Regions from separate parts of the Homo sapiens genome. Here region 1 is linked to region 2. The links are chromatin contacts, found by Hi-C or POLR2A ChIA-PET in ENCODE. All regions are on one chromosome and are shown on one strand. Each heading gives the region's core, a stretch centred on a gene start or an enhancer-like site at or near the end of the contact. The rest is flanking DNA. Distances are from core to core; before and after follow the strand shown.

Region 1 (4,527 bases), core at 686-3,185, 500 kb before region 2:
TTCCCACGAAGTCCTCCGTTTCACTGCAGAGGGTCCCATGGGGTAGCGGAATCCCCCAGTGTAGGTCCAAATTCTGCTTGTCCATTTGCTGTGAGCTCCCAAGCTTATTCCTTCTCCTCTGGGAGGATCAATGTCTTCTACTCTAAAACGGGAGTGATTCCTGCTTTGTGGTCTCATGAAGTTTAGCAATAAAAATAAACACAACTAACATTCACTGAGTCCTGATGAGATGCCACGCAGGCCCATGGATTAGCTCATTTAATCTGCAGGCAGCCCAGTGAGGTTAGTGCTGTGATATTCCCATTTTATAGATGAAAAACAGAGGCAAAGAAATTAAGTGTCTTGCTCAAAGTCCCAAAATTAGAATGTTACTTTTACGTGTGAACCCTAAATTGCTTCTTGGTGTGGGCGTTTTATAATATTTTTAAAAATGTGTATATGTTGTGCCTGCAATCTGTAGTCTTTATAGCATTTGTAATTGTCTGCTATTTATTTTTAGTTTTTTGAGACAGAGTCTCGCTCTGTCATCCAGGCTGGAGTGCAGTGGCGCGATCTCGACTCACTGCAACTTCTGCCTACCGGGTTCAAGCAGTTCTCCTGCCTCAGCCTCCCAAGTAGCTGGGATTACAGGTGCGTGCCATCATGCCCAGCTATTTTTTTTTTTTTTTTTGTATTATTAGCAGAGATGGGGTTTCATCATGTTGGCCAGGCTGGTCTCAAACTCCTGACCTCAGGTGATCTGCCAGCCTCAGCCTCCCAAAGTGCTGGGATTACAGGCATAAGTCACCCTGCCCGGCCTGTTATTTCTTAAATTTAAATTTATTTTTATTGTTGAAACAGAGTCTTGCTGTGTCACCCAGGCTTGAGGGCAGTGGTGCAATCTCAACTCACTGCAACCGCCACCTCCCAGGTCAAGCAATTCTCTTGCCTCAGCCTCCCAAGTAGCTGGGATTCCAGGCACGTACCACCACGCCCAGCTAACTTTTTTTGTAGTTTTAGTGGAGATGGGGTTTCACCACCTTGGCCAGGCTGGTCTCGAAGTTCTGACCTCAAGTGATCTGCCCACCTTGGCCTCCCAAAGTGCTGGGATTACAGGGGTGAGCCACCACACCCAGCCTGTCCGCTGTTATTAACAGAAACTGCCCTCTCTGTAGGAGCGAATTTCTCTAACCAGTCTCTCCTGAGGTTCTTGGATAGATCGTAATTCTTGGCCACCCGGCTTGACGGCGAATTTCAGATAGTCAGGCAATAACTTCCCATTTCCAGGCCTACTTGGGCGATGTGGGGGAACCCTGTGCCGGTGTCAGTTTTCTTCGCTGAACCTTTGCGGTGGCTGCTGCTGTGCTGCAGGTGGGCACAGTTGCAAGACAAAGTCAACACCCAAACTGGTTAAACCAACAGCGTCCTGTTGATTCAGAGCTCATAAAATACAAGAGCCCCCCCAAGCCACTTTATGACGTGCCAGAATCCAGGGGCAGGAGGGAAGCCTGGGGAAGTCACTTTGCAGGGGCCACCTTGAAGCTTAAGCTGGAGCAGAGGTCAAGACTTCACCCGCAGGCCTGAGCCAGGCCCTCAAAGATGACTTTAAAAGCAAGGTGCCTGGTTTGGTTGGAAAACTGCAGGCTGTGCGGTTTGGATTGTCTGCAGTCTCAGAAATGAATGGGAGAAAGGGGGGCTGATGAGGAGGGTGGGTGCAAGCCTGGGAGGCCCACTGGGCTTCCTTAGAGCCTCCCACCCACCCTGGACCTGTCACCCCAATTAGCAGCCATAGGTGATGGAGGTTGCATCAGAGAGCAATAGAGAAGTAGAGCTCAGGAGGGTAATTTGGGCTGCTGTGCGCTGGCTTCAGTTCCTCTTTCAAAAGCTAATTGCTTTGCCTCTGGGTTCTCTGAGGACTGGGGCCTGCCCTGGAGGAGTTCCCCGTCCTCAGGTGGCCTCTTAAGTGTGGAACTTGGCTCTTAAGCAAACGTGCGTGACAAGTCACCCGGAAAGATTGTTAAAATGCAAATGTCTGGCCTCTGCCCGAGAGATTGGGGCACAGAGGGTGAGGGATGTGGCCTGGGTATCTGCATTTTTATCTAGCACCTTCTGACCCTGCGTTGCTGGGGGAAGATTCTGCTACAGGTGACCTGAGAGCCACACTTTGAGAAACACTGGCAACTGGGGTCAAGAAACCTGGGCCAGGCGTAGTGGCTCATGCCTATGATCCCAGCACTTTGGGAGGGCGAGGCGTGCGGATCGCCTGAGCTCAGGTGTTTGAGATCAGCCTAGGCAACATGGCAACATCCAGTCTCTATTAAAAAAAAAAAAAGAAGAAGAAACCTGGGTTATGGCTCAGGATTCACCGAGAACAGCAGTGACCACAGAGGTGACCTGTGTACACACATGCATATGTTTGGTACATATATGCTAAAATATATAAGACAACAATGTCTATGGCTGGCACATACAGCCTCTCAGAAGCTACAGCTTTTAGTGTTGCTAACCTTGCTGACCCATGTTTATTAAGCCAGACACGCTTTTGATGAACTTGTTTAATCCTCGTAATGACCTGTGAAGTGGGACTGTTAACAGCCCCATTTTACAGATGGGGAGACTGAGGCTCAGAGCTGTGAAAACCCCTACAAGGATCAACCAGGGGGGTGTCCAACACTATAGCCTTAACCAAGAGCACGTGCTGCCCTTCACTGAAGCTGAGCTCTGAGCATCTGTCCTCTCCTCTCTAGATGGGAGTGATAGTGTCTTCCTTGCTGTAGGGCTATGATTTAAGGGTTTAAACAAATAAAGTGTTGTGAAAATAACTTAGCAAGAAAAAGAGGGGCATTTTTGAAAGTCAACGATAGCAAAGACCATCATGTCTTGAGTTGTTACTGTGTGCTAAGCATGGGCTGTTTTGTCTTATATAGGATATTTTCTCCTATTGTGGTAAAATACACATAAAATTTACCATTTTAGCTATTTTCAAGTATGCAATTCAGTACATGAAGTACATTCACAATATTGTGCAACTACCACTACTCTGTAGTTGCAGAACTTTTTTTTGTTTTGTTTTGTTTCTTTGTTTGTTTTTTTGAGATGAAGTCTTGCTTTATTGCCCAGCCTGGAGTGTAGTAGCGTGATCTCGGCTCACTGCAACATCCGCCTCCTGGGTTCAAGCGATTCTCCCACCTCAGCCACCCAAGTAGCCGGGATTACAGGTACATGCTACCAGGCCCGGCCAATTTTTGTAGTTTTTAGTAGAGATGGGGTTTCACCATATTGGTCAGGCTGGTCTCGAACTTCTGACCTCAGGTGATCCACCTGCCTCGGCCTCCCAAAGTGCTGGGATTACAGGCCTGAGCCACTGCGCCCAGCCAAACTTTATCATTTTTGCTGAGGAAACTGAGGCACAGAGAGCTGCCACTCGAAGGCCACACAGCTAGTAAACTATGAAGACAGAACTTGGACCCGGACAGAGTGACATCAGGCTGAGAAAACCCCATCTGGCCTGCAGAACTTTTTTTTATCACCAGAAAAAGAAACGCCTCACGTATTAGCAGGCACTGCCCAATTTCCACCCCCCAGTGAGCCCCGATCTGCTCTCCGTCTCTCTGCGTTTGCCTGTTCTGGCCGATTGATATAAATGGGATCCTATGCCATTTGTCCTTTTGTGTCTGGCTCCTTTCACTTCACTTAATGGTTTCAAGGTCCACCCATGTCATGGCATGGAACCAGCACTTCATTCCTTTTCATGACTGAGTAATATTCTGCATGGATAGACCACGCTTTGTTTATCTGTGTATCCATGCATGACCATTTGGGTTGATATTTGATATTTTACCATCTATGTACTGACTGCGTCCATATAGTCATATGCAGGGTCTTGTACTGCTTGAAGCAGACCCGTGAGGGCAGGTACTGTTGTGACCTTACAGAGGAGGCATCTGTGACTTAGGTGAAGTGACTTGCCCAGGGTCACAGAGCAGGGATGGCAGATGCAGGACTCAAAACCATGGCTTTCTGACCCCGGAGCCCAAGCAGCAGTTAATGATGTATTCTCTTGCAGCTCCCAGGGCCCTGTATTACCCTGCAGTGATGGTACCACAGATAAAACCTGGCTGTGGCCTCTTGTAATCATTTGAAGATTTTTTTTTGTTTTTGAGAGGAGTCTCGCTCTGTCGCCAGGCTGGAGTGCAGGGGCGTGATCTCTGCTCACTGTAACCTCCGCCTCCCCGGTTCAAGCAATTCTCCTGCCTCAGCCTCCCGAGTAGCTGGGACTACAGACACATGCCACCACCACGCCCAGATAATTTCTTTTTTTTTTTTTTTGGAGTTTTAGTAGAGACGGGGTTTCACCATGTTGGCCAGGATGATCTTGATTTCCTGACCTTGTGATCCGCCTGCCTCAGCCTCCCAAAGTGCTAGGATTACAGGCGTGAGCCACCGCACCTGGCTTGAAGATTTTTTTTTTTTTAAGATAAAAACAATGCTGGGGTCCTGACCCTCAGACCATTTAAGTCAGAATCTCTAGAACAGCTGTTCTCAACC
Region 2 (4,351 bases), core at 1-2,500:
TTCATAGTCCAGCAGATCAGTCACAGTGGGCCGTTCCCCGCAAGCTGCACAGTCGAGCCTGCGGCTCCGCAGCCGAATAGAGCGGAAATGCCCTCTCAGGGCATCAAAGAGCAACAAGCTGCCACTGTAAGAGGGGCCCAGACCCGCAGCGATTTTCAGCACTTCCAAGGCCTGCAGGCAGCCCAGGACCCCGGTAACGACACCGAGCACCCCGCCGTCCGCGCAGTTGGTCACTGTCTCCGCTGGGGGTGGTTGGGGGAATATGCAGCGATAGCAAGGGCCACCGTCATAATGGTAGACTGTGATTTGGCCCTCGAAGCGCAAGGCACTGGCAGACACGAGGGGCCGACCCGCCAGCACACATGCGTCATTAACCAGGTAGCGAGTGGGCACGTTGTCCGAGCAGTCAGCCACCACATCATATCGGCGGACCAGGTCTAGGGCAGTGGCTGGCGTAAGGGCCTGAGTGTACGGCACGCATTCCACTGCCGAATTGAGGCGGCGCAGCGAGGCGGCGGCCGAAAAGGCCTTGGCCTGGCCAGCCAGTGCCTCGCCATGCAGCACTTGGCGGGCCAGGTTGCTCATCTCTACCACGTCATAGTCCACAAGGCCAAGGCGGCCCACGCCGGCCGCTGCCAAGTACTGCGCTAGTGGACAGCCGAGCCCACCGCAGCCCACGATTAGCACGCACGCGGTCCCCAGGCGCAGCTGTCCGTGCACGCCCAGCTCGGGCAGCACTAGCTGCCGGCTATAGCGCAGAATCTCATCTCGGGACAGAGCGGCCTTCGGCGGCAGCGGCGACACCGGAACCAGCCGTTCTGGCTGCGGTTCCTGCTCAGCCAAAAGAGCCGACGCCAGCTTCTGCTTCAGCGAATTCAATTCCTCCTCACGTTGGGCAACTTCAGCTTGTAAGGCGAGTACCTCCTCCCGGGAAGCCATGGCGACCTCTTCCGGAAGTTGTCGTGAAAGGCATTTCCGCTTCCGTCTTCTGTCTCCTAGCGACTGGGATAAACTAAAAAACTTTATGGAGCTTGGGAAAAGGTGATGAATAGATATTTACTTCCTGAAGAAACCTTCAGATTAAACTTCAAAGATGTATAAATCCAGAATATTTCTAATTGAACCACGCAATGGCCCTAGAAGAACTAGCGATCAATCACACAGGTCATCCCCCGCTTCCGAATTTGGTACGGTCCGACCCGTCCTTTTCCGCGCCACATTACGTAATTCCGCTTCCGGCATCTGGCTCAGTTCCGCCATGGCCTCCTTGGAAGTCAGTCGTAGTCCTCGCAGGTCTCGGCGGGAGCTGGAAGTGCGCAGTCCACGACAGAACAAATATTCGGTGCTTTTACCTACCTACAACGAGCGCGAGAACCTGCCGCTCATCGTGTGGCTGCTGGTGAAAAGCTTCTCCGAGAGGTAGCGCACCAGGTCTCCCTCCCCGAAGAATGAGATGAGCTGGCTTCCCCGGCCCGGGTGTCGGCAGCTGGCTGCGCGAAGCGGCCCTGTCCAGCCTTCTTTGCCTCACACAGGAAGGCCCGGGGAGAGGGCCACCCTGCGAGGGAAGCAGAGGCGGATGCTTGTTGGGTTTTCTTCGTGTCCTGGGTTCTCATTCCTGCCCTTGGGTTTTGTGAGACTCTCATTTATCTTTATTATGTAGTACTCCCGTCCCCCGCCTTTCCGTAGAAAGGTTGGCCACTCTTTTACTTGGAAGCGAGGCTGAAAGCGTGATCCCACTCCTCCCTCTAGGCGGTCAGGATCTGCGGCAAGAGCCGGGAGTCCAAGCGAGAGCTCTCACTCTCCGCTCCGGTGCCGAGTGCTTACATAAGCATGAGGTTTGGTGTGTGTGGGTTAGGGAGCTATTGCTGGGCACGATAACCTTTCTGGAAAGGAGAAAGCAGAAGAGCATCTTCGCTGATCACTGGTGGATGTTTGGTGTGATTGTTAGAACCGGGATGGGGGGTGGGTGGAGTTCGAATTTGGAAGTGTTAATGCAGTGTTTTTAAAAACTGCAAAAAATCCTGGAGTCAGTACGAAGTAACTTGTTTTACGATTGCACAAATGGGATCATGCTGTGAAATCTTTGAAGACTTTTTCTCATATTAACATGTACAAACATAGCAAATTACTTTGGAAGTTAGGTAACATTCCATATGGCTGTGTTATTTATTTAATCAGGTCATGGCAATGAACTGGATTATTTCCAGCGCCTTTTGGTTGTTTCTGTTTTTTGGCTTTTGCTTTGTCGATGAGAACAAGGACTTTGTTCACACCATATTTTCCAGCTAAATTTAGAAAAGTGCTTGACACATAGCGGTGCTCCTTTATTGCATCAGTGTTGGCAGCAGACGCGTTCATACTTTTACTTGTGTACTAGGGATAAATTCTTCGAGGTAGGATTGCTGGGTCGACAGAAATGTGCTTAAAATGGACAGTTACTGCCAAATTGCTCTAAAGAAAAAAAAGGTTGTACAAGTTTGGACTCTCCATTCTTCAGAGTGCCTGTTTCCCTATCAACCAGCCCGCCTGAGCATTAGACTTAACATTGTTGGAAGTACTCATTTGTGAAAACCATTGCTGTTTTGATTGTATTTCCTTGAATAACTGCCTTCATATGCCTTGCCCCTCAGAGTTTTAAAATTTTTATTTTTCCTGTTTAATCTTTTAATTTTGATTTCTATAAGCTCTAAATTAAAGAAAGTAACTATCATACAACCGATCTCGTTCAGGGCTTGTATTCTAATTTTGCAATTTTTTTTTTTGCTGTTTTAATTTTTTTATGTAGTACAATTTATGTTTCCTTTTAATGGTTTGTGAATCAATCTTTTAAGATCAAAATGAAGTTTGATAAAGGAAACAAAACTTTTCAGATGCAATCAAATTACTTGAAGTCAGCCCAGCTTGGTACCTTTGAGCTGCCTCACCCTCAGGTGGTGTAGCTGCTTTGAAGTGGTAGGGGACAGTAATTTGCTTTTAACGACCCCATTTTGTTTATGGAATTTCTCTTTCAGCACGTCTATTAAAATCACCTTACATATTTTGGCATGTAAAGGCACCAGTGCCCAGATTTAAGGCACAGTGGGAAGCCAAAGTCATTGTTCTACTCTTGGAGAATAGATAACACAGGGGTTTGCTTTCTTGTCTTCAAAGTTTGCTGGGGCTGACTTGTTAAAGCCTTTAACAGTGGAATATGTTTTCTGGTTGATTTTCTTGTATTTGTTTCTTTTTTCTTTTTCTTTTTTTTTTTTTTCTTTTGGAGACGGAGTCTTGCTCTGTTGCCCAGGCTGGAGTGCGGTGGCGCCATCTTGGCTCACTGCAGGCCCCGCCTCCCGGGTTCTTTTTAGTAGAGACGGGGTTTCACTGTGTTAGCCAGGATGGTCTCGATATCCTGACCTCGTGATCCGCCTGCCTCGGCCTCCCAAAGTGCTGGGATTACAGGTGTGAGCCACCGCGCCCAGCCTCTTGTATTTGTTTCTTAAAGCAGGACCAAGAGAAAACGGAATGTTATGTCGTAGGTATTATTTATCCACCAAGTATTGTGTTGGTTTGTTTTTAGACTAGAAACTACCACCTGAGATTAATGGGAAGTAACAGATGTTAATTCTGAAGCACAGTGGAATCTTTTGTAATGCTACTCTGCTTTTGTTTTTTTAATTTGATAATGTGAGGTAATAGGCACAACTATTTGAAATTGTGGTTTAAGATAATGTCACCATTCTAAAATCGGTTTTTTTAAAGATGAAATTAAATCAGATTTATACTTGATTATTCTATTTGGATCAGATTAACAAGAATAATCACTGAGTTACTCAGTTTGGTTTGAGTTACCATGTAAAGTACTTTTGAAATATTTTATGTAACTAAGATTTGCTATTAAGGTTCAGAATATTATTTCCAAATAGGTAATAAAATTTCATATGGCTGGGCACGGAGGCTCATGCCTGTAATCCCAGCATTTTGGGAGGCTGAGGCGGGCAGATCACGAGGTCAGGAGATTGAGACCAGGCTGGCTAACACGGTGAAACCCCGTCTCTACTAAAAATACAAAAAATTAGCCGGGCGTGGTGGTGGGCGCCTGTAGTCCCAGCTACTCCGGAGGCTGAGGCAGGAGAATTGCTTGAGGCCAGGAGGCAGAGGTAAGCCGAGACTGCGCCACTGCATTCCAGCCTGGCAACAGAGCAAGACTCCATCTCAAAACAAAAAAAATTCATATGATACATAGGTCATTACGTGATTTTCTTTTGAACTAAAAAGTTTGTTCTCTGTGTAGGAATTCTTTAATATCTCAGGACATTAGCATGTTTCAGCAACATACTGGGTTTGGAGGTAAAGTACTAAATGTTTGACATTT

What was found. A loop is a pair of places that touch in the nucleus more often than their neighbours do. ChIA-PET counts read pairs that join two places held with the same protein, here RNA polymerase II (POLR2A). Pooled maps may share reads with other maps.
Region 1: a loop to region 2 is called in a map of tibial artery, with 5 times the contacts of the local background. The contact joins the enhancer-like site here to the promoter of DPM1 in region 2. A Hi-C loop is called at or near these places in 1 of 168 maps with a recorded cell type or tissue (tibial artery) and 2 of 50 pooled maps. POLR2A ChIA-PET finds 5 or more read pairs at or near these places in 1 of 52 experiments (MCF 10A).

Annotation. Positions count from the first base shown.
Region 1 is chr20:51,458,424-51,462,950 of GRCh38, reverse strand. All of the region lies in intron 5 of NFATC2 (nuclear factor of activated T cells 2), which reads left to right. Among named protein-coding and RNA genes, the nearest start is that of MIR3194, 7.7 kb to the right of the region's middle. RefSeq lists an enhancer at 1-349. Within about 2 kb of position 1,935, at least 4 of the 41 ENCODE cell types and tissues checked have a DNase peak (open chromatin) inside an H3K27ac peak, as active enhancers do.
Region 2 is chr20:50,955,431-50,959,781 of GRCh38, reverse strand. It overlaps DPM1 (dolichyl-phosphate mannosyltransferase subunit 1, catalytic), which reads left to right and starts at 1,250. Exons shown (of 9, transcript NM_003859.3): 1 at 1,250-1,419. The coding sequence starts at 1,259. MOCS3 (molybdenum cofactor synthesis 3) reads right to left here and starts at 964. Exons shown (of 1, transcript NM_014484.5): 1 at 1-964. The coding sequence starts at 939. RefSeq lists enhancers at 181-791, 1,004-1,493.